Regions from separate parts of the Homo sapiens genome. Here region 1 is linked to region 2. Evidence: read pairs that join two places in POLR2A ChIA-PET (ENCODE). Cell type or tissue: OCI-LY7. All regions are shown on one strand. Links, peaks and the distances in the headings refer to the core of each region. The heading gives the core; the rest is flanking DNA. Region 1 overlaps NKAIN1 (sodium/potassium transporting ATPase interacting 1). Region 2 overlaps PUM1 (pumilio RNA binding family member 1).

Region 1 (15,972 bases), core at 6,486-11,485, 150 kb after region 2:
TCCTTGGCAGAAAGGCAGAGCTGGAATCATTATTTCATTTTGAGGAAAGAGAACATGAGGCTCAGAGAGGGGAAGTGACTTGTCCAAGGTCACACAGCAGGTTGGTGGCAGAATAGGCCTTTCTCAGCCACCTGTCCCATCTTGGCACCACCTTTTCCCATCTTGGCACTGGTAAGGGAGTCAAGAGGTGTAAATTGTGGTGGGAAGTCTGCCTCTGACTCCTGGGTGACTTTGGGCAGCCCACTTTCCCCGCTGGGTTTGGGGCTCCTCTTCCATGCATGGAAGTCACTGGACTAGGTAATCTCCAAGGGCCCTTCCAGCCTTGACTTCCATCAGCTGCTGGCCTTGGGGGAGAAACTCCCCAGGCTTGTCCAGGGGCCTCTGCCACGGTCTCTGTCTGCTGCTCCTATCCCACACTTCCTCCACTCCACTCTTCCTCCTTCCACCCTGACTCTGCCTGGCCTTGGGAGCCTTGGTGTTCTGGGGTCCAGCTTGATGTTCTTGACTCAGCTGTTACCTGGCCCTAAGGGAGAAGGTCTCCATCAGAGGACGGAGGAGGCTGTGACAGAGCAATCCAGGCTCATGGTGCAGCTGAGGAGGCACCCTGCCAAATATTTCCACCTAAGGCTGGGCGCAGTGGCTCACGCCTGTAATCCCAGCACTTTGGGAGGCCAAGGTCGGCGGACCACTTGAGGTCAGGAGCTCAAGACCAGCCTGGCCAACATGGTGAAACTCCATCTCTACTGAAAATACGAAAGTTAGCTGGGTGTGGTGGCACATGCCTGTATTCCCAGCAGATTGGGAGGCTGAGGGAGGAGAATTGCTTGAGCCTGGGAGGCAGAGGCTGCAGTGAGCCAAGATCGCGCCACTGTACTCCAGCCTAGGTGACAGAGCAAGACTCTGTCTCAAAAAAAAAAAAAAAATCCACCTAAGAGGTGATATCATCTCCAGCCAAAGTGGTACCCACTCAAACCCCCTCTGTTCTCTGTGACCTTATTGATAGAAAACAGAGAGAGGTTTTTTTTTTTTTTTTTTTTTAAAGCAGTAGCAGATTTGTAGTCATTTAAACTCAGATTCAAATTCCAGCTCTGCTGTGTGACTTAGGGCAAGTCACTTTCCCTCTCTGAATCTATTTCTTCAACTATAAATAGAGAAGATAATCCCTCTCTTGAGAAGTTGTTGTGGGGATATAGAGATATCACATAAACTAACAGACAATTAGACTTGATACATAGTGGCTAATTAATAGAAGGCTTAACAGTCTAAGCTTCTTAGTTTGGCACCGAGGGCCCACTAGGATCTGGCTCAATCCTGTATTTCCCATCAGCTCCTGCCCCCAAGAGGCTGTAACAGCAGTTAAAGTCCTACCTTCATTTGCCTTTGCCTTATTTTTTATTTTATATTTTATTTTGAGAAAGAGTCTTGCACTTTTGCCCAGGTTGGGGTGCAATGTGGTGATCACAGCTCACTGTAACCTCAAATTCCTGGGCTCAAGGCATCCTCCTGCCTCACCTCCTTAGTAGCTGGGACTACAGGCATGTGCCATCACATCTGGGTAATTTTAAAATATTTTGTAGAGATTGGGTCTCACTATGTTGCCCTGAGTAGTCTTGAACTCCTGGCCTCAATTAATCTTCCTGCCTTGGCCTCCCAAAATGCTGGGATTACAGACATAAGCCACTGCGCTGGGCCTCCCTTTGGCTTTATCCAAGTCCTCCTTAGTTTTCACAGTGTAGCTCAGTTCCCTCTTTTGGTAGGAAGGCCTCCCTGACTGGCCCACAGGTGCTGCTCTCTCCACTTGACATGGAGTGGGGGCTGTTCTTCCCATTCTCAGCATGGCTCTGGCCTTCCTTCATCCTCACACCCAACAATCATTCACTCATTTATCTATAACCAGCTAGACCCATTTATCCATCCATCCCACATCTGACATGCCCTCACCCAGCCAGGGTTCATCACTTATTTATTCACAGAACGTTTAGTCTATGTCAGGCTTTGTGCTAGCTCCGGGATGCAGAAGTGAAGAAGTTGGGGTCCCTGCCCTTTGGGAACTCAGGACCCACTTAGTAGAGGAGGGGAAGGAAATCAGTACAAACCGGGGTATTCAGGGCTATGACCCAGGCCTGGAAAAGGCCGTCTCTTCCTCCGATGGTGAGTGCAGATTTAAATGAATTTTTTTTTTTTTGAGATGGAGTCTCGCTCTGTCGCCCAGGCTGGAGTGCAGTGGCGTGATATCAGCTCATTGCAAGCTCCACTTCCGGGGTTCACGCCATTCTCCTGCCTCAGCCTCCCGAGTAGCTGGGACTACAGGCGCATCCCACCATGCCCAGTGGATTTTTGTATTTTTTGTAGAGAACAGGGTCTCGCCCTGTTGCCCAGCCTAGTCTCATACCCTCCTGGGCTCATGTGGTCCACCCACCTTGGCCTCCCAAAGTGCTGGGATTACAGGCGTGAGCCACCATGCCTGGCCTAAATATATCTTTTAAAAAATTTAGATGTAGCCTGGGTATAGTCACTCATGCCTGTAATCCCAACACTTTGGGAGGCCAAGGCCAGAGGATGGCTTGAGGCCAGGAGTTTGGGACTAGCCTTGGCAACATAGTGAGATCCCATCTCTATTAAAAAAAAAAAAATCAGATTCAGTGTCTTATAAACAATCTCAATTTTATTTTATTATTTATTTTTTTATTTTTTTATTTTTTTGAGACGGAGTCTCACTCTGTCTCCCAGGCTGGAGTGCAGTGGCGTGATCTCGGCTCACTGCAAGCTCTGTCTTCCAGGTTCACACCATTCTCCTGCCTCAGCCTCCCAAGTAGCTGGGACTACAGGCGCCCGCCACCACGCCCGGCTAATTTTTTGTACATTTAGTAGAGACGGGTTTTCACCATGTTAGCCAGGATGGTCTCCATCTCCTGACTTTGTGATCCACCCGCCTCAGCCTCCCAAAGTGCTGGGATTACAGGCGTGAGCCACCGCGCCCGGCAACAATCTCAATTTTAAAGTTATTATTTTTTATTAGAAAACCAAGTCAAGGCCGGTGCAGTGGCTCACACTTGTAATACCAGCACTTTGGGAGGCCAAGGTGGGTGGATCACGAGGTCAGGAGTTCGAGATCAGCCTAGCCAACATGGGGAAAACTCGTCTCTACTAAAAATACAAAAAATTAGCTGGGCGTGGTGGCACGCACCTGTAATCCCAGCTACTCAGGAGGCTGAGGCAGGAGAATTACTTGAACCCGGGAGGTGGAGGTTGCAGTGAGCTGAGATCGTGCCCTTGCACTCCAGCCTGGGTGAAAGTGCGAAATTCGGTCTCAAAACAAACAAACAAACAAACACCAAGTCAAATATTACAGGACTTCTGCTTGTGTAGCAGTTACATGCAGCTAATTAACAAATAATAATAAGAACAAAATAAGAGGAATACCTTTCCCACCTGGTTGCGTCAGCTCCGAAACACTAATCTGAGGGCTGTGGTGATTGTAAATCATAACCGGCCTTGCTGTGTCTTTGTTACTTAGAAGGCAGGAACTGTGCAGAGGCAACAGCAATCTACTCCTTTGCATAAATTGCAAATGCATGTGCACTGGGGGAAAAATTCCTTCCTTCGTTTGGAGATATTTTTACCTAGAGAGCTGCAAGCCAAGCCAAGATAGCTTCTTGAATCCCTCTCCTAAGTGAGCTGGGGTGAAAGTTCCTGGGGACAGTGGATACAGACTTCTCCCTGATCTCCCGCCAGGGGAAGGCTGGCCACCACCCCACTCAGTTACTTTTTCTAAAATACAAATCTCATCCCAGCCACACAGAATGAGCCCCCTGACTGTAATCCCAGAGTGACAGATGAGAACATGTCACCCAGGCCTCACATCTCTGTCTTCACCTGCCAATGCTCACAGAGGAAGCCCCACATTCCTGCCCATCAGTCCTCTCTGCCTTTGATCTCTGTTCTCCCCTGACCCAGCTCTTTCTTTTTCCTTTTTCTTTCCCTTCCCTTCCCTTTTTCTTTCCTTTTTTTTCTTTCCTTCCTTCCTTCCTTTTTTTTTTTTTTTTTGGAGTTTCACTCGTCACCCAGGCTGGAGTGCAATGGCGTGATCTCGGCTCACTGCAACCTCCGCCTCCCGGGTTCAAGTGATTCTCCTGCCTCAGCCTCCCGAGTAGCTGGGATTACAGGTGTGTGCCTCCATGCCCTGCCAATTATTGTATTTTTAGTAGAGACGGGGTTTCTCCATGTTGGTCAGGCTGGTCTCAAACTCCCGACCTCAGGTGATTTGCCTGCCTCGGCCTCCCAAAGTGCTGGGATTACAGGCGTGAGCCCCTGCACCTGGCCTGCTTTCTTTTTTCTTTTCATTTCCTTTCCTTTTCCTTCCTTCCTTTTCTCTCTCTCTCTCTTTTTTTTTTTTTTTTTTTTTTGAGACAGAGTCCCATTCTGTCACCCAGGCTGGAGTGCAGTGGCGGGATCTCAGCTCACCGCAATCTCTGCCTCCCAGGTTCAAGCGATTCTCCTGTCTCAGCCTCCTAAGTAGTTGGGATTACAGGCGAGTGCCACCATGCCCAGCTAATTCTTGTATTTTCAGTAGAGATGGGGTTTCACCATGTTAGTCATGGCTTGTCTCGAACTCCTGACCTCATAAGCCACCCGCCGCAGCCTCCCAAAGTGTTGGGATTACAGGCGTGAGCCACCGCGCCTGACTCTTTCTTTTTTTCTTTCTTCTCTTTCTCTCTCTTCTCTATATATTCCTTCCTCCTTTTTTTTTTTTTTTTTGAGTCTCGCTCTGTTGCCCAGGCTGGAGTGCAGTGGTGCGATCTAGGCCCACTTGCAACCTCCGCCTCCTGGGTTCAAGCTATTCTCCTGCCTCAGCCTTCCCAGTAGCTGCAATTACAGGCACCCGCCACCATGCCCGGCTTAATTTTTTGTATTTTTTAGTGGAGACGGGGTTTCACCATGTTGGCCAGGCTGGTCTTGAACTCTCGACCTCAGGTGATCCACCTGCCTCAGGCTCCCAAAGTGCTGGAATTACAGGCATAAGCCACCGCGCCTGGCCTTTCTTTCTTTCTGCCTTGCCTTGCCCTGCCCTGCCCTGCCGCCGCGGCTGGCCCCCGCCACCTGCACTCTGGATCCAGCTCCTCCTGTCTTCTCAGGAGCCCACACCATCCACAGTCCCTTCTCTCTTGTAAACATAGCCTCTCCCTCTCCCCAGATCCTTCTCACTGGCTCCTAACAAGCTCAAAGCCTCTCCCATTAAAAAAAGAAAAAAAAAGTGTCTGGGTATAATGGCTCATGCCTGTAATCCCAGCACTTTGAGAGGCCCAGGTGGGTAGACTGCTTGAGCTCAGGAGTTTGAGACCAGCCTGGGCAACATGGCATAAAGCCCCACCTCTACAAAAAATACAAAAACTCAGCCGGGCGTGGTGGTGCACGTCTGTGGTCCCAGCTACTTGAGAGGCTGAGGTGGGAGGATTGCTTGAGCCCAGCAGGCTGAGGCTACAGTGAGCTGTGATAGCCTACCTGTCTCAAAAAAAAAAAAAAAAAAGCTTCTTACCACCTTGCAGCTGATATCAGCCTTATCTATCTCAACACTCTCACCCCCAAAACTACATAAAAGGTCTCCATGGCCTTCCCTGCCACTCGATCTGCCAGAGTGACTTTCTGCTTGGCCACTGAAACAGTTCTTACTGAGGTCACTGGCGATCTCCTTGTCATTAAATTCAGCAGATAAGGCCGGGTGATGTGGCTCAGGCCTGTAATCCCAGCACTTTGGGAGACCGAGGTGGGTGGATCACTTGAGGTCAAGAGTTTGAGACCAGCCTGGCCAACATGGTGAAACCCCGCCTCTACTAAAAATACAAAAATTGGCCGGGTGCGGTGGCTCACGCCTGTAATCCCAGCACTTTGGGAGGCCGAGGCGGGTGGATCACGAGGTCAGGAGATCGAGACCATCCTGGCTAACATGGTGAAACCCTGTCTCTACTAAAAATACAAAAAATTAGCCAGGCGTGGTGGCGGGCGCCTGTAGTCCCAGCTACTCGGGAGGCTGAGACAGGAGAATGGCTTGAACCCAGGAGGCGGAGCCTGCAGTGAGCTGAGATCGTGCCACTGCACTCCAGCCTGGGCAACAGAGTGAGACTCCTACTCAAAAAAAAAAAAAAAAATAGAAAAATTAGCCGGGCATGGTGGTGGGCAACTGTAATTCCAGCTACTAGGGAGGCTGAGGCAGGAGAATCACTTGAATCAACCTCCACCAGGAGGTGGGAGTTGCAGTGAGCCAAGATCACACCACTGCACTCCAGCCTGGGCGACAGAGTGAGATTCCATCTCAAAAATAAATAAATAAATAAATAAATAAATAAATAAATAAATAAATAAATAATAAATTCAGCAGATGAATTTCAGTCCTCATCTTACCTGACCTCAATTGCCCTCTCTCCTGCCAGCAGCACTCTTTTCTGGCTTTTGCCCCATGGCACCGTCCCAGAGGCAGGATGACCTAGTGGTCAGGAGCAAAGCCTGAGTCAGAATCCTGGTGTGCTGGTTATTATACAACTCTTGGCACGGCACTAACCTTCCTGTGCCTGTTTCTTGGTTAACAAAATGGGTATGATTCACAGTATCTTCCTCATAGGGTTGCAAGAAGAGTCAGTATTATTTAAAATTATATTTTTCTGCAAAACTCCCTACCTCCCTCCTTCCTTTATTTTTTCCACAGTGCTTATGATTGGATTTTTACTTTTTTTTTTTTTTTTTTTCTTTTTGAGACAGAATCTCACTCTGCCGCCCAGGCTGGAGTGCAGTGGCACAATCTCGGCTCACTGCAAGCTCTGCCTCCCAGGTTCACGCCATTCTCCTGCCTCAGCCTCCCGAGTAGCTGGGACTACAGGCACCCACCAGCACGCCCGGCTAATTTTTTGTATTTTTAGTAGAGACGGGGTTTCATCGTGTTAGCCAGGATGGTCTCGATCTTCTGACCTCGTGATCCGCCCGCCTCAGCCTCCAAAAGTGCTGGGATTACAGGCGTGAGCTACCACGTCTGGCCTAATTTTTTGTATTTTTAGTAGAGATGGGGTTTCACCATGTTGGTCAGGTTGGTCTCAAACTCCTGACCTTGTGATTTGCCCGCCTTGGCCTCCCAAAGTGCTGGGATTACAGGCATGAGCCACCGTGCCCGGCCTTTTTTTTTTTTTTTCCCTGAGATGGAGTCCAGCTTCGTCGCCCAGGTTGGAGTGCAGTGGCGCGATCTCGGCTTGCTGCAACCTCTATCTCCCGGGTTCAAGCGATTCTCCTGCCTCAGCCTCTGGAGTAGCTGGGATTACAGGCACCTGCCACCAAGCCCAGCTAATTTTTATATTTTTAGTAGAGATGGGGTTTCACCATGTTGGCCAGGCTGGTCTCAAACTCCTGACCTCAAGTGATCTGCCCACCGTGGCCTCCCAAAGTGTTGGGATTACAGGCATGAGCCACTGCACCTGGTGGTTTTTTACTTTTTATTTTTATTTTTTTGAGATGGGATTTTCGCTTTGTCACCCAGCTGGAGTGCAGTGGTGTGATCGCGGCTCACTGCAGCCTTGAACTCCTTGGCTCAATCCTCCCACCTCAGCCTCCTGAGTAGCTAGGACTACAGGCATGTGCCACCACGCTGGCCTGTGCTTATCATTGGCAAACACACTCTTTTACACACTATTTAGTTATGGTCTGTCTCCTGCAGTGGATGGCAAGCTTTGTGAGGGCAGGAATTTCTGCTTGTGTGGTTCACTGCCGTATTTTCAGTGGTGAGACCAGTGCTTGGCACACTCCAGGTGCTAAAACCAAATTCTCCACCTTCCTTGGCTACTACCCCATTCTAGAGCAGCAGGCCCCTAACTATTAGAGTGCCCCAAAGCTACATCCCAGGCCCTCTTCATGCCACACTTATCCCAGGAAACGCATGCCCACCCAAGCTTCAGTGACTACCTGCTCACGTGCAGCCCCCAGCTGCATTCTAACCAATGACTCAGTGAACAGCTCATTGTGAACTCCATATGCCCAAACCTGGTCCATGTCCAGTGTTTTGGGCCCCACGATGTGTCCAGCCGCTTGAGCTAGGAACCTAAACTTTAGGTTTCAGTCTCCCTCATGCTCCCCACTTGTTCCACGTCCCCCACTCGCCGCAGCCCATCCTCAAGCCCTGGCTCTCTGGGATCTTCCAAATCTCTCATATCTGGCCACTTTTTTCCGTCCACTTTCTTTCACCTAGCAATGCCAACCCCCCTGCCCTCCACCCTACTTCAAACCTAACTGGCCCTTCTGCTCTCCAGAGTGGGGCCTCCCTGAGGCTCCCTGCTGCCCTTCCCCCTGCCCTTCGCTCCCCGCCCCCACCCCTAATTATTTATTTATCAGGTAGCTGCCAGCTGAAGGGGGATGCCGTTGCCATAGGAACCTTCAGCCCCGAGTCAGGGCTGCCTCTGTTCTCAGTAGGATGCTCTTGTCTGTCTAGACGCCAACCCCAGGAGCCCACACAAGGTGGGGAGTGAGGGACAAGGGCTGAATAATGCAGATGGGCCCACCCTAGCTCCAGGAAGCTGGCTGGGAGAGAAGGTAGCGTAGGGCCCAGGCTCAGGGCCATTGAACCCATCAGAAGTCTCTCGTGCCCCACCCTTGCCAGCCAATTTGGCAAGTCAACTACTTTCCTGGCCAAAATTCCAGCCATGTCACCATAGGCCTTAGACACAGAAGTCAGCCTGTCTGGGGAAAGATGAGGGATGGACCCTTGAAGTTTCTGGAGAAAGCTTTGGTCCAGCCTGGTTCTGTCTCTCTCACTGACTTCAGTCCACTGAGGGACGAGCTCTCCATTTAAGGACAGGGAGGCCTGAGTTCCAGCCCCAGTTCTCATCGACTCACTGTGTGACCTTCGGCAAGTTATCCCCCTCTCTGAGCCTCAGTTTTCTCATTAGTGAAATGTCCTGAGGATTCAGACAGTGCCCATAAAGCTCGCAGCCAGCCGGATGTCTGGCACGCAGTTGGTGCTGACTATATGGCAACAGCTTTTGTTGCATCCCCAACCTCAGACCCCCCTTTTCCCAATGGATTTCTGAGGCAGCTGACAAAATTAAACTCGACTCAACCCCTCATCTGTGAAATGAGGGAGTGGGATGAAAGCCGCAGACAACAGAGCTGGAAGGACCCCTGAGATCTGCTGGCCCAACCCCCTCATTAGGGAGGTGAGCAAACTGACAGCAGAGGGGGCAGTGATGTGCCTGAGGGGAGGTGCTCCTCCCTCTCCCCATCTCCGGGGGTCCATCTGGGGTCATTGCCATCTGAGCATGAGTTGAAATGAGATTTAACTCAACATAAGATTAAAAGGAACAGTCACAGAGACCAAGTGGTCTTTGACCCTGCCAAAGAAGATGGGCCCAGTAAGGACTCAATTCATTGAGCAAATATTTCTTGAGCACCTACAATGTGCCGGGCCCTGGACATATGGCAGTGAACAACATGGCGTGTATCCTGCCTCAGAGAGCTCGTCTGGAGACAGAGACCACTGTCCTCTGGGAGCTGATGAGCTGATGATGGGGGCTTCTCTGCCAGGTTCCCCTCCACTGTGCCTAGGGACCTGTGAAGATGCCTCCCTGGTCCCCGAACACACACACACGCACACACATGCACACACACACGCACACACACACACATGCACACGTGCACACACGCACGCGCACGCACGAACACATGCGCGCACACGCATTCACACACACGCACGCACGCACACCCCTCTCTCCTGTCTTTCTTCCAGGGCTTTTGCAGCCTTGCTGCCTCTCTATCCCAGCCCGGATCCCACTGGGAAATGGCCACGGCCATCACTGTTAGGTGAAAAAAGCAAGCTGCAGAGCAACATGATTCCGTTCGTGTAAACACCTCCCCTAAAAGGCACCAAACGCGTGCGACTGTAAACACAGGACCAAAAGCCAGGGAGTTATCTCATAACAATAAACAGTTATGAGATGTTATTTCTAGGGAGTGGGGAGATGGGGAGACTTTGAATCTTAACTATATGCACTTCTATAGTTCCGGAATGTCTTACAACAAAGTTGGACCAGAAGTCTCCTCTCTCTTTTTTTTTTTTTTTTTTTGAGACAGGGTCTTGCTGTTGTTCATGCTGGAGTGCAGTGGCATGATCCGGGCTCACTGCAGCCTCAGCCTCCTGGGATCAAGTGATCTTCCCACCTCAGCCTCCTGAGTAGTTGGGACTACAGGCAGCTGCCACCCACACTTGGCTATTTTTTAAACTTTTTTGTAGAGACAAGGGTCTCACTATATTTCCCAGGCTGGTCTCGAACTCCTGAGCTCAAGTGATCCTCCCCTGCCTTGGCCTCTCAAGGTGTTGGGATTACAGGTGTGAGCCACTGTGCCCGGCCACATTTATTTATCTCCTATTTGATCTAGACAGTATTCTGAGTACATAACATGTATTCGTCTTATAAACATTTCTCGAGTGCCTTTTTTTTTTTGACAGTCTCGCTCTGTCGCCCAGGCTGGAGCGCAGTGGTGCGATCTCAGCTCACTGCAACCTCCGCCTCCCTGGTTCAAGCAATTCTCTGCCTCAGCCTCCTGAGTAGCTGGGATTACAGGTGACTGCCACCATGCCTGGCTAATTTTTGTATTTTTAGTAGAGACAGGGTTTTGCCATCTTGGTCAGGCTCACGCTCCCAGCAATTTGGGAGGCGAAGGCGGGTGGATCACGAGGTCAGGAGTTCGAGTGCCTCTTGTGTGCTAAATCCCGAGAACACAGTGGTGAATACAGTGCACCCAGCTCCTGTCCTCTTGGGGATGACAGTCTTGCCCTTTCCCTCCTCAGAGCAGACACCAGTAACATCTGTCCCATTAGGAAACAAAACAAACCAAATCTCCCAGAAGATCAGTAACCTCTCTCAAGGGGTCTACCTTAGGATACTTTATGGAGCACTCATTGTCTATAAACCTCATGCTCATGTCACACCTTTTAATCCTACCCTATTTTTTTTTTTTTTTTGAGACGGAGTCTCTCTCTGTCGCCGAGGCTGGAGTGCAGTGGCACTATCTCAGCTCACTGCAAGCTCTGCTTTCCGGGTTCACGCCATCCTCCTGCCTCAGCCTCCCAAGTAGCTGGGACTACAGGTGCCCGCCACCATGCCCGGCTAATTTTTTTTTGTATTTTTAATAGAGACAGGGTTTCACCGTGTTAGCCAGGATGGTCTCGATCTCCTGACCTCGTGATCCTCCCTCCTGGGCCTCCCAAAGTGCAGGGATTACAGGCGTGAGCCACCGCGCCCGGCCAATCCTACCCCTTTTTATAAATGAGGAAACTGAGGCCCAGAGCAGTGGCAGGCTTGCCTAAGGGGACGCAGAACGGCTGACTCCAACCAGTCTGGGGCCAAACCCTTGCTCTTTTCCACCACTTCTTACCAAGGTGCTCTTTGAGATTTGGCCGCCCAGCCTGTTTGCATGCCCCAGCATTTGGGAGTCTCACCCCTTATGGCACTGCTGGAGGTGCCTTCCACCCTGGAGGGGTAATCTTCCTCCTCCTCGGGACAGGTCCTGGACCCCCAATCCCCTGACTGCCATCTGCCTGTCTGCACGCCCTCCTGCTGCGGCCCAGCCCTCTACCTCCGCTGGGCCTGGGGAGCCAGGGAGCATCTGCTCACCTTCTGCATCATTAGCCCTCAGAGACCAGCTTGGAGCTGCTAGGGAGGCCCAGGATGCGACTGATTGGGCCAGCCCTGGTCTTGTCAGGAGGCAGCAGCAGGCTCCTGGCCTCTGTCTCCATGGTAACCCCATCCCCTCATCTCAGTGACCACTGACCCATCCCCACCCCTTCCCCAGCTGGGGGGCTCTGCAAGCCCCTTCTGGGCAGATCCAACCCACTGCACCTCTGAGCTGGCAACTCCATTAGAACAAAGTGCCTGGCAGTGATCTAATTAGCATATATCTACATTAATTTGCATAAATCCTGGGCCAAACGGCCCAGGGTGCTACCAAGGGGAAGTCTAAAAAAAAATCAGGCCGGGGACCAGGCAGGGTGGTTCATTCATCTCTGTATTCCCAGCACTTTGGGAGGCCGAGGTGGGCGGATCACGAGGTCAGGAGATCGAGACCATCCTGGCTAACACGGTGAAACCCCATCTCTACTAAAAACACAAAAAACTAGCCGGGTGTGGTGGTGGGCACCTGTAGTCCCAGCTACTCAGGAGGCTGAGGCAGGAGAATGGTGTGAACCCAGGAGGTGGAGCTTGCAGTGAGCTGAGATTGTGCCACCGCACTCCAGCCTGGGCGACAGAGGAGACTCTGTATAAAAAAAAAAAAAAAAAAATCAGGCTGTGCACAGTGGCTCACCCCTGTAATCCCAGCACTTTGGGAGGCCAAGGTGGGCGGATCACGAGGTCAAGAGATTGAGACCATCCTGGCCAACATGGTGAAATCCTGTCTCTACTAAAAATATAAAAATTAGCTGGGCGTGGTGGTGTGCGCCTGTAGTCCCAGCTACTCGGGAGGCTGAGGCAAGAGAATCATTTGAACCCAGGAGGTGGAGGTTGCAGTGAGCTGAGATCACACCACTGCACTCTAGCCTGGTGACAGAGCGAGATTCCGTCTTAAAAAAAAAAAAAAAAGGCCAGGGGCAGTGGCTCACGCGGGTAATCCCAGCACTTTGGGAAGCCAAGGTGGGCGGACTCCTGAGGTCAGGAGTTCGAGACCAGCCTGGCCAACATGGTGAAACCCATCTCTACAAAAAATACAAAAATTAGACAGGCATGGTGGCTGTAATCCCAGCTACTCGGGAGGCTGAGGCAGGAGAATCACTTGCACCCGGGAGGCAGAGGTTGCAGTAAGCCGAGATTGCGCCACTGCACTCTGGCCTAGGTGACAGAGCGAGATTCCATCTCAAAAAAATAAAAAATAAAATAAAATAAATAAAAAATAATGAAAACACTGTGGATGTCCCTCAGAAGGGGTCACAGTCAATGACAGTGCCTCCACACGATTCAACACAATGCAGCCATTATGATGGAGTGTGGGAAGAGGGCCAAGCTACCACGTTTGAAACGGCGCTGCAGAGCCACTTGAGTAGGACAACGCTGTTTTCACGCATAACAACAAAACAAAGAATCATCAAACTGTTAATTTGTTAACTCTAGGGAATGGGATTATGGGGGCCTTTGAGATTCAGCCAGATATATTTCTGCAAGGTTTTTACATCGAGGAGTAATTTTTTTTTTTTTTTGAGACGGAGTCTTGCTCTGTCACCCAGGCTGGAGTGCAGTGGCACCATCTTGGCTCACTGCAACCTCTGCTTCCCAGGTTCAAGCAATTCTCCTGCCTCAGCCTCCTGAGTAGCTGGGATTACAGGCACCCACCACCACGCCTGGCCAATTTCTGTATTTTTAGTAGAGATGGGGTTTCACTATGTTGGCCAGGCTAGTCTTGAACTCCTGACCTCAAGTGATTAGCCCGCCTCGGCCTTCCAAAATGCTGGGATTACAGGCGTGAGCCACTGCGCTCGGCCTATGAGTAATATTTTTATAAGTGAACAAACACATTCAAAGACAAAACTGATGGCGACAAATGAGCACACCCCCATGAGTCTGCCTGAGACTGTGGGTGACCCTGAGCTGAGGATGACCAACTGTCCCAGTGTGCCTGAGACCATGGGGTTTCTTAGAGCACAGCACTTTCAGGGACAAGTTCCAAAAGTCCTGGGCAAACTGGGACAAGCTGGTCACATGATATGGAGAGGGTATGGACAGCTTGGAGGCCTGGGGTGGCTCTGGATGAATGAAATGAGGGGTGGCAGGGTGGGGAAGAGATGTGGCTGGACCTTGGACCCAGGGCTTTATTCTGCTGGTCCCTAGGAGGCAGGGAAGGTCTGAGCATAGAGACATGGAAGCTGGGTGCTTTGGGTGCAGTGCTGTCTGGCTACAGGAGGAGGATGGACTGGAAGTGGGAGACCAGGAGGAGATGCTGAGGCCTTTCTTGGCAAGCTGAGACAGGGCCCAGAATCCTCCATGCCTGAGGTCCCACTCTCCCAGGACTCCCATCTTCTTGTCAATTCCTACTCTACTTCTGCCCATGTTCCCACGTCTAAACTACTGAGGCATCCCCAGTCCCATCTCCCAGATGCCGGGACCCCGGCAAGCTCTGGAGTGGGCAGCCAAGGCCTGGAAAGAAGGTGCCCTCCAAAGAGGAGCACTTAAGACAGGGGTGAAGGGGAAGACAATCCAGGAAGGGCAAGCTCAGCAAAAACAAGGCTCTCCCAGGAGACGCCGGCTGCAGATAAATGAACATTTGGATAAATAAAATGGTGATTAATCAGATTCCCCAACTAAGTACAATGAAGAACACCACATAATTAAGCCAAAAACTCATGGCAGAAAGCACCTTAATGAAGCGGGCACTTAGGTAGAGAGAATTAATTAAGGCAGTGTTCGGAATTTCAGGAGTGGCTAGAGGGATGGAAGTGATGGGGGGAAGGCCAGAATGAAAACAAGCAGGAGGTAACATCTACCCAGGATGGGACTGAGGCTGCTGGAGAGCCCGGTAATTATCAGCTCAGGCTCTGCACTCGGGCAGGCCTGGAAGTGAGTCTCAGCTCTCACAAGTTGTAGGATCTGGGAAAGCCACCTCCTAATGCCTCGGTTTCCTCAACTGTAAAATGGGAACAATAATATCTACTTCCTGGATTTGTGGGAGGATTCAATGAGGTAATGTGAATGAATGACTTTGCATGTAACTGTTCAATAAATTATCACGGATTGGACAAGCAATTTTTTTTTTGTTTGAGATGGAGTCTCGCCCGGGCTGGAATACAATGGCTCGATCTCGGCTCACTGCAACCTCTGTCTCCCGGGTTCACACAATTCTCCTGCCCCAGCCTCCCGAGTAGCTGGGATTACAGGTGCCTGCCACCACACCCAGCTAATTTTTTGTTTGTTTGTTTGTTTGTTTTTTGAGACGGAGTCTGGCTCTGTTGCCTAGGCTGGAGTGCAGTGTCACAATCTCGGCTTACCACAACTTCTGCCTTCTGGGTTCAAGCCGTTCTCCTGCTTTAGCCTCCTGAGTAGCCACAACTACGGGCACGCCCCACCATGCCCAGATAATTTTTGTATTTTTAGTAGAGATGGGGTTTCACTATGTTGGCCAGACTGGTCTCAAACTGCTGACCTCGTGATCTGCCCGCCTAAGTCTCCCAAAGTGCTGGGATTACAGGCGTGAGCAACCACGCCCAGCCGGACAAGTTTTTTTTTTTTTTTTTTTTTTGAGATGGAGTCTCACTCTGTCACCCAGGCTAGAGTGCAGTGGCACGATCTCGGCTCGGCTCACCGCAACCTCTGCCTCCCAGGTGTAAGCAATTCTCCTGCCTCAACTTCCCAAGTAGCTGGGATTACAGGTGTGTGCCACCACGCCCAGCTAATTTTTGCATTTTTAGTAGAGACAGGGTTTCACTATGTTGGTCAGGCTGGTCTCGAACTCCTGACCTCAGGTGATCGGCCTGCCTTGGCCTCCCAAAATGCTGGGATTAAAAGCATGAGCCACCGCGCCCGGCCCAGACAAGCATTTTAAACTCTCCGGTTTAGGCCAGGTGCAGTGGCTTACATCTGTAATCCCAGCACTTTGGGAGGCTGAGGTGGGTGGATCACCTGAGGTCAGGAGTTCGAGACCAGCCTGACCAATATGATGAAACCCCCGTCTCTACTAAAAATACAAAAATTAGCTGGGCGTGGTGGTGGGCACCTGTAATCCCAGCTACTTGGGAGGCTGAGGCAGGAGAATCGCTTGAACCCGGGATGAGGAGGTTGCAGTGAGCCAAGATCCCACCACTGCACTCCAGCCTGGGCAACAAGAGCAAAACTCCATCTCAAAAATAAATAAATAAATAAAATAAAAATAAATAAACTCTCTGGTTTAAATGAGAAATAAACATTTTAAAAAAGAAGCCAATAAAGCCCTATCTTCTTCATAGAGAAGTTAGAGAACTGA
Region 2 (15,972 bases), core at 5,128-10,127:
TTGACTCAATAAACTCTAACAAATTAAAGAACATTTCCTTTTTTTTTGAGACAGTTTCACTCTTGTTGCTCAGGTTGGAGTGCAATGGTGCGATCTCAGCTCACCACAACATCCGCCTCCAGGGTTCAAGTGATTCTCCTGCCTCAGCCACCTGAGAACCTGGGATTATAGGCACCCCCCCATCATGTCCGGCTAATTTTTTTTTTTTTGTATTTTTGTATTTTTGTAGAGATGGGGGTTTCACCATGTTGGTCAGGCTGGTCTTGAACTCCTGACCTCAGGTGATCCACCTGCCTCAGCCTCCCAAATTGCTGGGATTACAGAGAACATTTCTTAATAATTAACACCCAATTTGGTGATTTTAAATACATATAATAACCAAGACTAGGTTAATGAACTGTCCCCTTGTTAAAATTCTTAGGGAACTTGCTTTAATAAAGAAAAATTGTCACCAGCAGATCAATCAACTGCATATTCATTGCATCTAAAGAGTTTACGGAGCTCACTGAAAACACCTGTTCTCTACAGTTTAAGCACTCCTCTTCCCGGGTTTGTAAACAAGTTTATTTACAGTGTTAGCCTCCAAATACTTCCTTCAGAGAGAAAAGAAAGTAGTCATTAGCCCCAGTAAAATGTGTGGCTTGGAAAAATTCCAAATCCATAGTGTAAGTTGTAGATAAACTAATCCTCCCATCCCCCATTTCTAATGAGCACCTGCCCCTAGTGAAGAAATTTGTTATTTTTGTACCTATACATTACAAATTTATATACTCTCAAACCTGAGAAATGAAAGCATGTCTACAGAAAAAAACTTGAACACAAATGTTCATAGCAGCATTATCCATAATAGCCAAAAAAGAAGAAAAAAAGGCCCATCAACTGATAAATGGATAAATTAAATGTGGCAGATCTATACAATGAAATATTATACAAAAATAAAAAGAAGGCCGGGCGCAGTGGCTCACACCTGTAATCCCAGCACTTTGGGAGGCCGAGGCAGGTGGATCACGAGGTCAGGAGATCGAGACCATCCTGGCTAACACTGTGAAACCCCGTCTCAACTAAAAATACAAAAAATTAGCCAGGCGAGGTGGCGGGCGCCTGTAGTCCCAGCTACTCGGGAGGCTGAGGCAAGAGAATGGCGGGAACCCCAGGGGGCGGAGCCTGCAGTGAGCTGAGATCGTGCCACTGCACTCCAGCCTGGGCGACAGCGAGACTCCATCTAAAAAATAAAAAATAAAAATAAATGATGTACTGATAAATGCTACATACAACATAGATGAACCCTTAAAACATTATGCTAAGTAAAAGAAGGCAGTCACAAAACATGCTTCACTTATGTCCAGAATAGGCAAATAAAGAGACAGAAGTGGACTGGTGGTTGCCTAAGACTGGGGAGTGACGGCTGCTGGGTAAAGGATTTTTGGGGTAATGCAAATATTCTAAAATTAATGATTATGATATATGCACAACAATGAATACACTAAAAACTAAAAACTACTGAACTATATATTTTTTTTAAGATGGAGTCTTGCTCTTGTCCCCCAGGCTGGAGTGCAATTGCATGATGTCGGCTCACTGCAAGCTCCGCCTCAGGCTCCAGCCCAGCTAATTTTTATTGTTTTGTTTTGTTTTTTGTTGTTGTTGTTGTTTGAGACAGAGTATAGCTGTGTCACCCAGGCTGGAGTGCAATGGCACGATCTCGGCTTACTGCAACCTCCGCCTCCCGGATTCAAACAACTCTCTTGCCTCAGCCTCCTGAGTACCTGGGATTAAAGGCATGCGCCACCACGCCCAGCTAGTTTTTGTATTTTTAGTAGAGATGTGGTTTCATATGTTGGTCTCGATCTCCTGACCTCGTGATCCACCCGCCTCGGCCTCCCAAAGTGCTGGGATTACAGGAGTGACCCACCGTGCCCAGCTGGAATTATACACTTTAAATGGATAAACTACAAATCTGTAAAGCTGCTTTTTTTTTTTTTGAGACGAAGTCATCACCTAGGCTGGAGTGCAGTGGTGCGATCTCAGTTCACTGTAACCTCCGCCCCGACAGGGTTCAGGCGATTCTCCTGCCTCGGCCTCTTGAGTAGCTGTGATTACAAGCGCCCACCCCCACACCCGGCTAATTTTTTTCTGTATTTTCAGTAGAGACAGGGTTTCACCATGTTGGCCAGGCAGGTCGCGAACTCCTGGCCTCAGACGATCCACCCACCTCAGCCTCCCAAAGTGCTGGGAATTACAGGCTTGAGCCACTGCACTGGCCAAAGCTGCTATTTTAAAAAATCTTTAACAGGCCAGGCATGATGGCTCACACCTGTAATACCAGCACTTTGGGAGGTCAAGGCAGGAGGACTGCTGGAGGCCAGAAGTTCAAGACAAGCCTGGGCAACATGAGACCCCATCTGTACAAGATGATAATATTAATTAATGAATAAAAATGAATTTAAAAATATTTAGGGCCCCCAATTTCCAAAAACCTAGAACAGTTTTCCTGATGAGACTCATAAAAATATTAAGAAAGGTACTTGGACCATAAAAGAGCACTTACTAATGGCAACAGACAAATCCACATCTACTAAATCTAGTAAAACCATTAATAAGCTATCAACAAAAATCAATAGTTCAGGCTGAGCCCACTGGCTCACATCTGTAATCCTGGCACTTTGGGAGGCTGAAGCGGGTGGATCACTTGAGGCCAGGAGTTCAAGACCAGCCTGGTCAACATGGCGAAACCCAGTCTCTACTAAAAATACAAAAATTAGCTGGACGTGGTGGTGCATGCTTGTAATCCCGGCTACTCGGGAGCCTGAGGCAGGAGAATCGCTTGAACCCAGGAGGTGGAGATTGCAGTGAGCCGAGATCGTGCCACTACACTCCAGCCTGGGCAACAGCGTAAGACTCTGTCTCAAAATAATTTAGAAAAAAAAAAGGGCTGGGGGCGGTAGCTCACGCCTGTAATCCCAGCACTTTGGGAGGCCAAGGTGGGCAGATCACCTGAGGTCGGGAGGTCGAAACCAGCCTCACCAAGAAGGAGAAATCCCATCTCTACTAAAAATACAAAATTAGCTGGGTGTGGTGGCGCACGCCTGTAATCACAGCTACTCGGGAGGCTAAGGCAGGAGAATTGCTTGAACCCGGGAGGTGGAGGTTGCGGTGAGCCGAAATCGTGCCACTGCACTCCAACCTGGGCAACAAGAGTGAAACTCTCTCTCAAAACAAAATTAAAAAAATCAACAGTTTTCAAAAAAATATTACACAAAAAACATGAAGCGCATTCCTCTGGAGAAGTCTAATAACTGCAGCGGGGTTTTTGGGTTTTTTTTTTTTGTTTTTTTGGTTTTTTTTTTTTTTGAGACAGAGCCTTGCTCTGTCACTCAGGCTGGAGTGCAGTGGCGCGATCTTGGCTGACTGTAACTTCCGCCTCCGGGGTTCAAGCGATTCTCCTGCCTCAGCCTCCTAAGTAGCTGGGATTACAGGCACCTGCCACCACACACAGCATGTTGGTCAGTCTGGTCTCGAACTCCTAACCTCGTGATCCACCCACCTCCGTCTCCCAAAGTGCTGGGATTACAGGCATGAGCCACCACACAAGGCCCAACTGCAAGTACCAACACATTTACACCATTCAGGGCCAAGTTCTTTAACCAAATTCCCAAGTATTAAACTTACCCAACCTATTGCCAATCACTGACCCCACCACTTCTTACATGGAGGTGTAAGATTATATTCACAGCAGGCTATGCACAGTGGCTCACGCCTGTAATCTCAGCACTTTGGAAGGCCAAGGCGGGTGGATCATAAGGTCAGGAGTTCAAAAATCAGCCTGGCCAACATAGTGAAACCTCATCTCTACTAAAAATACAAAAATTAGCCAGGCATGGTGGTGCACACCCCTAGTCCCAGCTACTCAGGAGGCTGTGGCAGGACTCACTTGAACCCGGGAGGTGGAAGCTGTGGTAAGCCGAGATTGCACCATTGCACTCCAGCCTAGGCGACAGATAGAGACCCAATCTCAAAAAAAGAGTACATTCACAGCAAGGAGCAAAATGCCAGGGCAGCCAACAACTACACACTGAGCTGAAGCCACAGTGCTATTATGGCTCTTTACAATATCCAGAAGTCAAAGAAACTGAATGTAAAAAACAAAGAGGAGATCAGAAATCTCTCAAAAGGAAAAGAAAAAAAAAAGATGATTTACCCTATCCTCAGCACTTCAGCACTGACTTCTCTCCTGGCACTATGTTGTCAGTTCTTTCATCCTGTATGAATGTTTAAGTCCTTTCACAAGAGTGAATAACTAGATAGATTCTAATTGTTAAAGTATTCTTTCCACACACCCAGAAACCTAATTTTGTACTCAGGCTTAGCCTGCAGAGTATTCAGCAAATGCTGTTGCCTGAGAGAAAATGGACACATGCACAAAAGACATGTGTGTCTTCTGAAAATACAGAAAGGTGTCATGAAAAACAAGTAATAACATCCCACTGGCTGGGCATGGTGGCTCATTCCTGTAATCCCAGCACTCTGGGAGGTGGAGGTGGGTGGATCACCTGAGGTCACGTGTTCGAGACATCCTGGCCAACACGGTGAAACCCCATCTCTACTAAAAGTACAAAAATTAGCTGGGCATGTTGGCACATGCCTGTAATCCCAGCTACTGGGGAGGCTGAGGCATTGGAATGGCTTGAACCCAGGAGGTGGAGATTGCAGTGAGCCGAGATCGCACCACTGCACTATACAGCCTGGGCAACAAGAGTGAGACTCCGCTAAAAAACTTTTTAAAAGGCCGGACACAGTGGCTCACGCCTGTAATACCAGCACTTTGGGAGGCCGAGGCGGGTGGATCATGAGGTCAGGAGATCGAGACCCTCCTGGCTGATACAGTGAAACCCCATCTCTACTAAAAATACAAAAATTAGCTGGGCTTGGTGGCGGGCGCCTATAGTCCCAGCTACTCGGGAGGCTGAGGCAGGAGAATGACATGAACCCAGGAGGCAGAGCTTGCAGTGAGCTGATATCGCGCCACTGCACTCCAGCCTGGGCAACAGAACGAGACTGTCTCAAAAACAATAAAATAAAATAAAATAAAAAATAAAAAAAAGAAATAAAAAAAATCTTATTACTTTACAGTTTACAAAGCACTTCAACCACATCTATAACTGAAATTCCAAACACAACTCTCCCTAACTGCTGTTTTTTCCTCTAAGTAAGAATCTCAGGAATCATTATGCTTTCCTCTTTTCTTTAGCCACCAGGACCATCAAGGTAAATTCTTTTTTCTTTTTTCTTTTTATTTTTATTTTTTTTATTTTTTTTTTGAGATGGAGTCTCGCTCTGTCGCCCAGGCTGGAGTGCAATGGTGCGATCTCGGCTCACTGCAACCTCCGCCTCCCAAGTTCAAGCAATTCTCCTGCCTCAGCCTCCCAAGTAGCTGGGACTACAGGCGCGTGCCACCATGCCCAGCTAATTTTTTGTATTTTTAGTAGAGACGGGGTTTCACTGTGTTAGCCAGGACAGTCTCAATCTCCTGACCTCATGATCCGCCTGCCTCGGCCTCCCAAAGTGCTGCGATTACAGGCTTGAGCCACCATGCCCGGCCCATCAGGGTAAATTCTATAACCCATTATTCTGGTGCATATTTCTAACTTTACTCCAATTTATTTTCCTATCATGACCTTTTATTCCCATAGTCACATCTCACTACCACCTATCATACAATTTTACTAATTTCACATCAAAAACCTTTTGAGGCCGGGCGCAGTGGCTCACGCCTGTAATCCTAGTACTTTGGGAGGCTGAGGCGGGTAGATCACCTGAGGTCAGGAGCTCAAGACCAGCCTGGCCAATATGGCAAAACCCCGTCTCTACTAAAAATACAAAAATGAGCTGGCATGATGGCACATGCCTATAATCCCAGCTACTCAGGAGGCTGAGGCAGGAGAATCACCTGAACCTGGGAGGAGGAGGTTGCAGTGAGCCGAGATTGTGCCACTGCACTCCAGTCTGGGTGACAGCGAAACTCTGTCTGAAAAAATAAAAAACAAAAAACTACAAAAATTGGCTGGGGGCGGTGGCTCATGCCTATAATCCCAGCACTCTGGGAGGCTGAGGCAGGTGGATCACTTGAGGTCAGGAGTTCGAGACCAGCCTGGCCAACATGGTGAAACCCTGTCTCTACTAAAAACAGAAAAAGTAGCCGGGCATGGTAGCATGTGCCGGTAATCCCAGCTACTCAGGAAGTTAAGGCACAAGAAGTGCTTGAACCCAGGAGGCAGAGGTTGCAGTGAGCCAAGATCGCGCCATTGCACTCCAGCCTGGGCAACAGAGCAAGATTCCGTCTCAAAAAAAAAAAAAAATTAGCCAGGCATGGTAGTGGACACGTATAATCCCAACTGCTTGGGAGGCTGAAGCAGGAGAACTGCTTGAACCCAGGAGGAAGAGGTTGCAGTGATCTGAGATCCTGCCACTTCTCTCCAGCCTAGGTGAAAGGATGAAACTCCATCTCAAAAAAATAAAATTAAATTTAAAAAACCTTCTAAAATTAAACAAGGTAAAGATACATCATAAATATCTCTACAAGTTGCCATTTCAGAGGCATATATAATCAAGTACCATTCAGCATTAGAGAAGAGCATCTGACTGAACTTCCTTTTTTTTTTTTTTTTTTTTTTTTGAGACAGAGTCTTGCTCTGTCGCCCAAGCTGGAGTGCAGTGGTGCAATCTCAGCTCACTGCAATCTCCGCCTCCCAGGTTCAAGTGATTCTCCTGCCTCAGCCTCCCAAGTAGCTGGGACCACAGGCACCCGCCAACACACCTGGCTAATTTTTGTATTTTTTAGTAGAGACGGGGTTTCACCATGTTGGCCAGGCTGGTCTCAAACTCCTGACCTCAGGTGATCCGCCCACCTCAGCCTCCCAAAGTGCTGGGATTACAGGCGTGAGCCAATTGCAACCAGCCGAACTTCTTTTGTTTACACTGGAACAAGGTAATTCTTAAAGTTATAATCAGGCTAGGTTAAAATTATAGTCAGGCCAGGTACGTGGCTCACACTTTTAATCTCAGTACTTTGGGAGGCCAAGGTGCGAGGACTGCTTGAGACCAGGAGTTTAAAACCAGCCTGGACAACATTGTGAAACCCTGTCTCTACTAAAAATACAAAAATTAGCCAGGCATGGTGGTACACCCCTGTAATCCCAGCTACTCAGGAGGCTGAGGCACCAGATTGCTTGTACAAAGGAGGCAGAGGTTTCAGTGAGCCTAGATAGTGCCAGTGGGTGACAAAGTGAGACTCTGTCTCAAAAAAAAGAAAAAGTTATAGTTGAAGAAGGCCTGCTGATGATTCCTTTGACCAAGCACATAATGTTAAGCCTTGTGAATTCTGAGCATAATGAAAAGGCTCTAAGAGTACATGTGTAAGAGAAACAAAATATGAAAGATGGATTATTCAGCTTTAACATGTTAACCAAATGCTACTAGCACAAATGCTAAGGCAATCTACCCAGGTAGACAAGATTCATTGTCTAAGAGAGTCCATCAGCAGGTACAACAGAAAGACATTTCTAGGGAATGTCAAGACTCCCCAGTTTGGGAAATACTTGGGCTCCCTCCCAGTTTAACATAGTAGTCCCTGTTAATTACAAGGTATAAAAATTAACTGGAGCTCTTTCCTTTTGTCTCACTGCACTCCTGAGAGCAAGATGGGTCACCAGCAGCTCTACTGGAGCCACTCGCAAAAATTCAGCCAGGGTTCTCTCTCTTGTTGCGTATGCTCAGACCAGCAAGATCTGATCCAAATTACGGCCTCAATATGCCCCACCAGTGTTTCTGTCAGTAAGCGAAGAAAATGGGTTTCATTAAATTGGGCTGCATTAAGTTGGACGAAGTGATCTTCCTTGAATGGATTATCCAAGGCATCCACCCCAATGAAAGAAACCATGATAGCTCTTTTTTAATACATAATAAAAATAAAATTTTTAAAACCCTTCAAAAAAAAAAAGACTAACAGCACTGAAGAGTAAGACTGGTTGACATGTCAGGGGTGGGTATCAGAATATCATTGTTAAGATGGCCACACCAAGTGAAAGAAAAAGAAGGTACAAGTGGAGTCAAAATATATTCATCCACTGAATTTTTTTTTTTTTTTTTTGAGACGGCATTTCGCTCTTGTTGCCCAGAGTGGAGTGCAATGGCACAATCTCGGCTCACCGCAAACTCTGCCTCCCAGGTTCAAGCAATTCTCCTGCCTCAGCCACCCAAGTAGCTGGGATTACAGGCGTGCGCCACCACGCCCCACTAATTTTGTATTTTTTGTAGAGATGGGGTTTCTCCATGTTGGTCAGGCTGGTCTCCAACTCCTGACCTCAGGTGATCCGCCTGCCTTGGCCTCCCAAAGTGCTGGGATTATAGGTATGAGCCACTGCACCTGGCCTCACCCACTGATTTTTTTTTTTTGCCTGGTTCTCTGGAATTATCTCCTATAGGCTGTCAATCTATGATGGATACTGATATATCCTAGTGCTAAAAGAGTGCAAGCAAAGTGGGTAAGCTCTGTGGAACTGTCCTCCAAATTTCCCTTCCCCCAGGGCAAAGCTTCTACCTCTGTCCCTCATAATCCAGTACAGAGGCTACAGTTCAACCAATCGACTTTAATTTTTTTGCCCTATTTCATCAACCAGTTTATCTATCCCACAGCAGTTTACAGAGAAAACAGATTTCACAATACAAGAATAAAACACTCTCAAGTCAAAGACTTGACCTTAGGCTTTTAGTAATGAAATTTTCAATGTTATTCAGGAAAGAAAAAAATCTAAAGGTATAAAAATTACTGTCAAAATAAGTAACTTTTTTTTTTCTTTGGAGACGGAGTCTTGCTCTGTCGCCCAGGCTGGAGGGCAGTGGTGCGATCTTGGCTCACTGCAAGCTCCACCTCCCGGGTTCATGCCATTCTCCTGCCTCAGACTCCCGAGTAGCTGGGACTACAGGCGCCCACCACCACACCCGGCTAATTTTTCATATTTTTAGTAGAGACAGGGTTTCACCGTGTTAGCCAGGATGGTCTCGATCTCCTGATCTCGTGATCCGCCTGCCTCGGCCTCCCAAAGTGCTGGGATTACAGACATGAGCCACCGTGCCCAGCCCAAAATGAGTAACATTTTCAAATACATAACTCATTTGGGTGGGAAGATGTGTCTAGTGTTTCCTAGTATTTGTTTTTTAAATTTCCTTTTTTTCATTTTTTTTTTCTTTTCAAAGAGACAGGATCTCACTGTCACACAGGCTGGAGTGCCTGAACTCCCTGGGCTCAAGTGATCCTCCCTTGAGTAGGACTACAGGCATATGCCACCATGCCCAGCTAATTTTTTTCCTTTTTATTGTAGATACAGTGTCTCACTATATTGCCCAGGCTGGTCTCAAACTCCTGGCCTCAAGCAACCCTCCTGACCCAGCCTCCTGAGTATCTGGGATTAGAGGCAGGAGCCAATGTACCCAGCTTTATTTTCTAGTATTTTGCTCCATATCCATTATCTTTTTTTTTTTTTTTTGAGACAGAGCCTTGCTCTGTCGCCCAGGCTGGAGTGCAGTTGTGCGATCTCAGCTCACTGCAACCTCTGCCCTGCTTCCCGGGTTAGAGCAATTCTCATGCCTCAGCCTCTCGAGCAGCTGGAATTACAGTAACGCGCCACGACGCCCGGCTGATTTTTGTATTTTTAGTAGACACGGGGTTTCATCATGTTGCCCAGGTTAGTCTCGAACTCCTGGCCTCAACTGATCCGCCCACCTCGGCCTCCAAAAGTGCTGGGATTACAGGCATAAGCCACCACGCCTGGCCCAATATCCATCATCTTTTTTTTTTTTTGAGACAGAGTCTCCCTCTGTCACCCAGGCTGGAATGCAGTGGCGGGATCTCGGCTCACTGCAACCTCTGCCCCCGATTCAAGCGATTTTCCTGCCTCTCCTGAGTAGCTGGGATTACAGGCACGTGCCACCACACCTGGCTAATTTTTGTATTTTTAGTAGAGACAGGGTTTCACCATGTTGGCTGGTCTCAAACGCCTGACCTCGTGATCCACCTGCCTCAGCCTCCCAAAGTGCTGGGAGTACAGGCGTGAGCCACCACGCCCAGTCCACATTATCTTAATTGTATACTATGGGTATAATTTTACAGGCAAAAAAAAAAAAAAAATTTTTTTCATGAGACTTCTTTCCCTCACTTCCCTCCGAAGACCTCAGTTTGGCCCAAAAATGAGGGCTCTCTGCCGGGCGCAGTGGCTCACGCCTGTAATCCCAGCACTTTGGGAGGCCTTTTTTTTTTTTTGAGACAGGGTCTCAACTCTGTCACCCAAAATGGAGTGCAGTGGCACAATCTCGGCTCACTGCAACCTACGTCTCCTGGGCTCAAGTGATCCTCCTACCTCAGCCCTCCAAGTAGCTGGGACCACAGGCACAGCGCCACCATGCCTGGCTAATTTCTGTATATTTTGTAGAGACATGATCTCACCATGTTGTCCAGGCTGCTCTCGAACTCCTGGGGGCTCAAACTATCCACCCTCCTCAGCCTCCCAAAGTGCTGCGATTACAGGTGTGAGCCACTGCGTCCAGCCAAAAAATGAAAAACTTTTTAATGTAAGTATACAAGTGGCCCAGGAACGGTGGCTCATGCCTATAATCCCAGCACTTTGGGAGGCCGAGGCAGGTGGATCACCTGAGGTTAGGAGTTCGAGACTAGCCTGGCCAACATGGTGAAACCTTGTTTCTACTAAAAATACAAAATTAGCCGGGCGTGGTGGTGCACACTTGTAGTCCCAGCTACTGGGGAGACTGAGGCAGGAGAATCACTTGAACCCAGGAGGCGGAGGTTGCAGTGAGCTGAGATCGCGTCACTGCACTCCAGCCTGGACTACAGAGCAAGACTTTATTTCAAAAAAAAAAAAAAAAAAAAAAAAAAAGGAGTTTGAGACCAGCCTGAGCATGGCAAAACTCCACCTCTACAAAAAATACAAAGATGAGCTAGGTGTTGTGACGTGTGCCTGTGGTCCCAGGATAGGGAGGCTAAGGCAGAAGAATCGCTTGAGCCGAGGAGGCAGAGGTTGCAGTGAGCCTAGATGGTGCCCATTGCACTCCAGCCTCGGCAACAGGAGTGAAACCCTGTCTCAATAAATAAAAAGAAAAAAGTGTAAAAGCAATTGCTCTTAAATGGGAGTAATTACGAGAGAAATAAAGTACCTGGCATGACAAAGAGTTCCCCTCCCTCCAATGCTACTGGCATCACAGCCTGTGATATTCTTTACTTCGCTAGTTCACTAGTGAAAGCATCCTGCCAATTCGATCTCAAACTTTGTTCCATTATGCCAAAGGGCCACTAAAAAAAAAAAAAAAAAAAAAAAGGCCCAGTGGTAGGGTAGAATGAGCTGGCAATAGGATCACTTTATATTGAGTCATTCTGTCTCTACAGAGATAATTTTCCATCCACATTACCACTTAGAACACATATGTAATAAAAAACAGAACTGAAGAAAAATGGACTTTACCATTACTGCTTTTGGGAGTTGGGGGCAAGTACTCCTGCAATTATAGGAGAATGGTCAACATTTGTATTCATCTCATTATTAAGTTTACAGTCTCTAAATTTCAAGCAAAATTATGGCAAAACAATTCTTTGGCCCTGTAATGTGCCACTTGGTTGCACAGTTTTGTCTGGTTTATCTTGCCTAGGGAAGCAGAAACAGATCTAGAACGTGGACACTGGAATCAAAGACTGATTTCAAAAACCAGGTATTACCTGGTAACAAAGCCTCAGTTTCTCACTTTTCAAAAAAGGGTATTTATCTCCTTCATAGGATTGCTGTAAGGATTATATATAGGAAATACAATAGCCCAATGCCTAGAACATATAAATATTTCCGTTATCATCAGTGGTTCTCAACCTCTTTTTCACTCTGACCCACATGACAGATCAGGCACCCTCTTACACCTCCTATCCGTAACAGTGGCTAATAAGGGCAGAGATTCTCCACCTAGAGATGTGCCCCTTTGCTCTTCAATTATGCTACCCTTAGCACAGCTGCCTATCAAGTGGCCTCTACCTGTTGCCATGTGTTTCCCAGCAGGATGACTGAGCTGTAAGACCCACTCCTTTACCTGAGCGCAAAACTGAAGAACCTCTCGTCTTCCCTCATTCAATCAACACGAAAGTTTCATAATACCTCCTGGAAAAGGGGCATGAAAAACACAAGTCTCTGATCTAGAATAGTTCAGTCCAGAAGGTGAGAACAACACTAAAACCAGTACAATACACTATAATGACTACAGAAAAGTAACCTGTGGGTGGTCCACAACTGCAATATACCAACTACCCTGAGTTCCCCAACGTTGTTCATTATTTCATGCGTCCAGCCCAAAGAATTGTGTTGTAATGATGAATGCCAATTCCAAGGTCACTGGTTTAGGCCACCTGAGTGGGAAACAGGTTTTGCCATTTACTATTATTAACTCAAGTTTGCTAACTGACCTGGATAAAACTGCTCAGTAAGTCAGATGTGATTCCTTATGATAGGGCTCAGTGTAAGACAGAGGCCTGAGTAAGCCTTCAATAAACGCTTCTTAACTTGCACAGCAATAATCAGATCTTAGAGCTCTGCCAAGGACTGACCTAGAGTTTGATTTGCTCACCTAGCAAAGAACCTGCCAGGCACCTTGACTCTCCTTTCAGCTTCCACCCATCAGTCTATCATTAGGAAACACAACAAAAGATCTTATAGATCTTTATTACAGATTTTAAAAAACCAATGTTTATGATTTTTGAATAACATTTAGCCAAATAGTACAGAGATTACAGGGTTTGTTTTTGCCCCACTACACAGATGCCACCCAAATCAAATACCTCCTACCTTGATTTCCTGCTACAGGTAGAGCTGCCTACAGTATACACCCAGATATTCTGCTTCTACCTCAAACTCAACAGGTGTCCTATCAAATGTAATCACTGTGTCCCAAACCAGAGGCACTCTGTACTTTTCCTCCATTACTTCATCTTTCCAGGATATAAGATTTCTAATTCAATCACCAAATTCTGTGCATATCTTCATCCCAAAGAAAGAGAAAATCTTTCTTTTTTCTTTTTTTGGAGACAGAGTTTCGCTCTTGTCACTCAGGCTGGAGTGCAATGGTGTGATCTCTGCTCACTGCAACCTCCACCTCCCGGGTTCAAGCGATTCTCCTGCCTCAGCCTCCCGAGGAGCTGGGATTACAGGTGTGCACCACCATGCCAGGCTAATTTTTTTGTATTATTAGTAGAGACGGGGTTTCACCATGTTGGCCAGGCTGGTCTTGAACTCCTGACCTCAGGTGATCCACCTGCCTTGACCTCCCAAAGTGTTGAGATTGCAGGGGTGAGCCTTCTTTCAGCCTTACAGCTGAAAACCTTCCTTTTCTTTTCTTTTTTTTTTTTTTTTTTTTTTTTTTTTTTTTTTTGAGACAGGGTCCCACTCTGTTGCCCAGGCTGAAGTGCAGTGGCATGATCTCTGTTCACTGCAACTTCTGCCACCCACGCTCAAGCAATCCTTCCACCTCAGGCTCCCAAGCAGCTGGAAACACAGGCATGTGCCCCCACGCCCAGCTAATTTTTTACTTTATTTTTTGAGATGGAGTTTCACCCATTGCCTAGGCTGGAGTGCAATGGCAAGATCTCAGCTCACTGCAAACTCCCTGTCCCAGGTTCAAGTGACTCTCCTGCCTCAGCCTTCCAAGTAGCTGGGATTACAAGCATGCGCCACCACGCCTGGCTAATTTCTGCATTTTTAGTAGAGACAGGGTTTCACCATGTTGGTCAGGCTGGTCTCAAACTCCTTACCTCAGGTGATCCACCCACCTCGGCCTCCCAAAGTGCTGGGATTACAGGCATGAGCCACTGCACCCAGCCTGTCTTTGTTTCGACTATAGTAAAGAACTGGTCAGATGCAGTAGCTCACACTTGCAATCCCAGCACTCTGGGAGTCCAAGGCAGGTGGATCACTGTGAGCCTGGGCTCAAAGTAGAGCCTGGCCAACATGGCAAAACCCCGTCTCTACAAAAAATACAAAAGTAGCCGGGTGTAGTGTTGCAAACCTGTAGTCCCAGCTACTCAGGAGACTGAGGTGGGAGGATCGCTTGAACCAGGGAGACCGTGGTTGCAGTGAGCCAATATCATCATATCACCACACTCCAGCCTGGATGACAGAGCCAGACCTTGTCTCAAAAAAAAAAAAAAAAAGAAAAAGAAAAAAAAAAAAGGGCTGGGCATGGTGGCTCACACCCGTAATCCCAGCACTTTGGGAGGCTGAGGCAGGTGGATCACATGAGGTCAGGAGTTCAAGACCAGCCCGGCCAACATGGTGAAACCCTCTCTCTGCTAAAAATACAAAAATTAGCCAGGTATGGAGGTGGGTGCCTGTAATCCCAGCTACTCGGGAAGGTAAGGCAGGAGAATTGCTTAAACCTGGGAGGGGGAGGTTGCAGTGAGCCGAGATTGTGCCACTGCACTCCAGCCTGGGCGACAGAGCGAGACTCCATCTCAAAAAAAAAAAAAAAAAAAAAAACAACTATGGTTCACTTTTGGGGGGATCAGAGGAAGTATAATAAAATCAGACTTGCAGGTATGTTTGTACCTGATTTTTTCTGAAGTAAAACAGAAGCACTAGAAGCCTAATGAAAAATGTCAGTTCTCGCTAATCAGTACTGACGGGTGACACAAAATGAACCTTTCCAAATTCAACCTATACCCAATTTCAAAGAATACCCTGATCAAAACAGTCTAATCTTTTGGTTGGTCATTATCAAGAAATCAGGAAACATGGATAAGGCTAACCTCTCTTCTCAGTAAAATATGCTATGATTCCCACTATGGTTTTAGATTAATAAGACTGAACATGTTAAAATTAAAAATTAAACAATAACAAGAGGACAAAGGTGGTTAAAACCTAAAAGCCACAACCACTTCTCTCTGACACAATATATCAGTCCCATTTCAAATAAATTTCACTTGAGCAGCTGATGTTATCAACTTCCCCCTACTTTCAACTACAACATCTTAAAATCAAGTCACCCACACCCAAGAGAAAAGATTCAAAAATATGTATCTATCCTATAAACAACCCTAGCAGTTCTTATGTCAACAGTAAAAAAAAGAATCCTTTGTTCCAAAAAAAGTGTTCTTAAAAATGCGTTGTAGGCCGGGCGCAGTGGCTCACGCCTGTAATCCCAGCACTTTGGGAGGCCGAGATGGGTGGATCACGAGGTCAGGAGATAGAGACCATCCTGGCTAACACAGTGAAACCCCGTCTCTACCAAAAAAAATACAAAAAATTAGCCAGGCATGGTGCGGGCACCTGTAGTCCCAGCTACTCGGGAGGCTGAGGCAGGAGAATGGCATGAACCTGGGAGGCGGAGCTTGCAGTGAGCAGAGATCGCGCCAGTGCACTCCAGCCTGGGCAAAAGAGTGAGACTCCGTCTTAAAAAAAAAAAAAAATGCATTCTATAGGCCGGGCGTGGGTGGCTCACAACTGTAATCCCAGCACTTTGGGAGGCCGAAGCGGGCAGATCACTTGAGGTCAGGAGTTCGAGGCCAGCCTGGACAACATGGTGAAACCCTGTTTCTACTGAAAATACATAATCAGCCAGGCGTGGTGGTGCACACCTGTAGTCCCAGCTACTCAGGAGGCTGAGGCAGGAGAACTGCTTGAACCTGGGAGGCAGCAGCTGCAGTGAGCCGAGATCAAGCCGAGATCAGGCGACTACACTCCAGCCTGGGTGACAGAGCAAGACTCTGTCTCAAATGAATGAATGAATGAATGAATTGGCTATTTACTATTTAGCACCAGAATGATAAATGACCCAGTAACAGTATTACAATGATCAACCTTTATAACAAGTAACTGTTTGTACCAAATGAAATCAGCAATTTAAGTTTTTAAAGACATTCATTGAAAGCAGATATCC

Evidence for each region. Peaks named below come from ENCODE experiments on the same cell type or tissue, not always from the same donor. Only the 100,000 strongest peaks of a DNase experiment are listed, where the experiment ranks them.
Region 1: POLR2A ChIA-PET joins it to region 2 with 5 read pairs; 2 of 35 experiments call an interaction of 5 or more read pairs at or near these places.

Annotation. Positions count from the first base shown.
Region 1 is chr1:31,190,384-31,206,355 of GRCh38, forward strand. All of the region lies in intron 1 of NKAIN1 (sodium/potassium transporting ATPase interacting 1), which reads right to left. Among named protein-coding and RNA genes, the nearest start is that of NKAIN1, 42 kb to the right of the region's middle. RefSeq lists an enhancer at 8,111-8,611. In OCI-LY7, for the core only: no CTCF peak of the experiment used is centred there; no DNase peak of the experiment used is centred there.
Region 2 is chr1:31,043,175-31,059,146 of GRCh38, forward strand. The region is part of intron 2 of PUM1 (pumilio RNA binding family member 1); the gene reads right to left. It also overlaps the pseudogene LOC107985097. Among named protein-coding and RNA genes, the nearest start is that of PUM1, 15 kb to the right of the region's middle. RefSeq lists an enhancer at 13,303-13,803. In OCI-LY7, for the core only: no CTCF peak of the experiment used is centred there; no DNase peak of the experiment used is centred there; H3K27ac peaks cover 446 bases.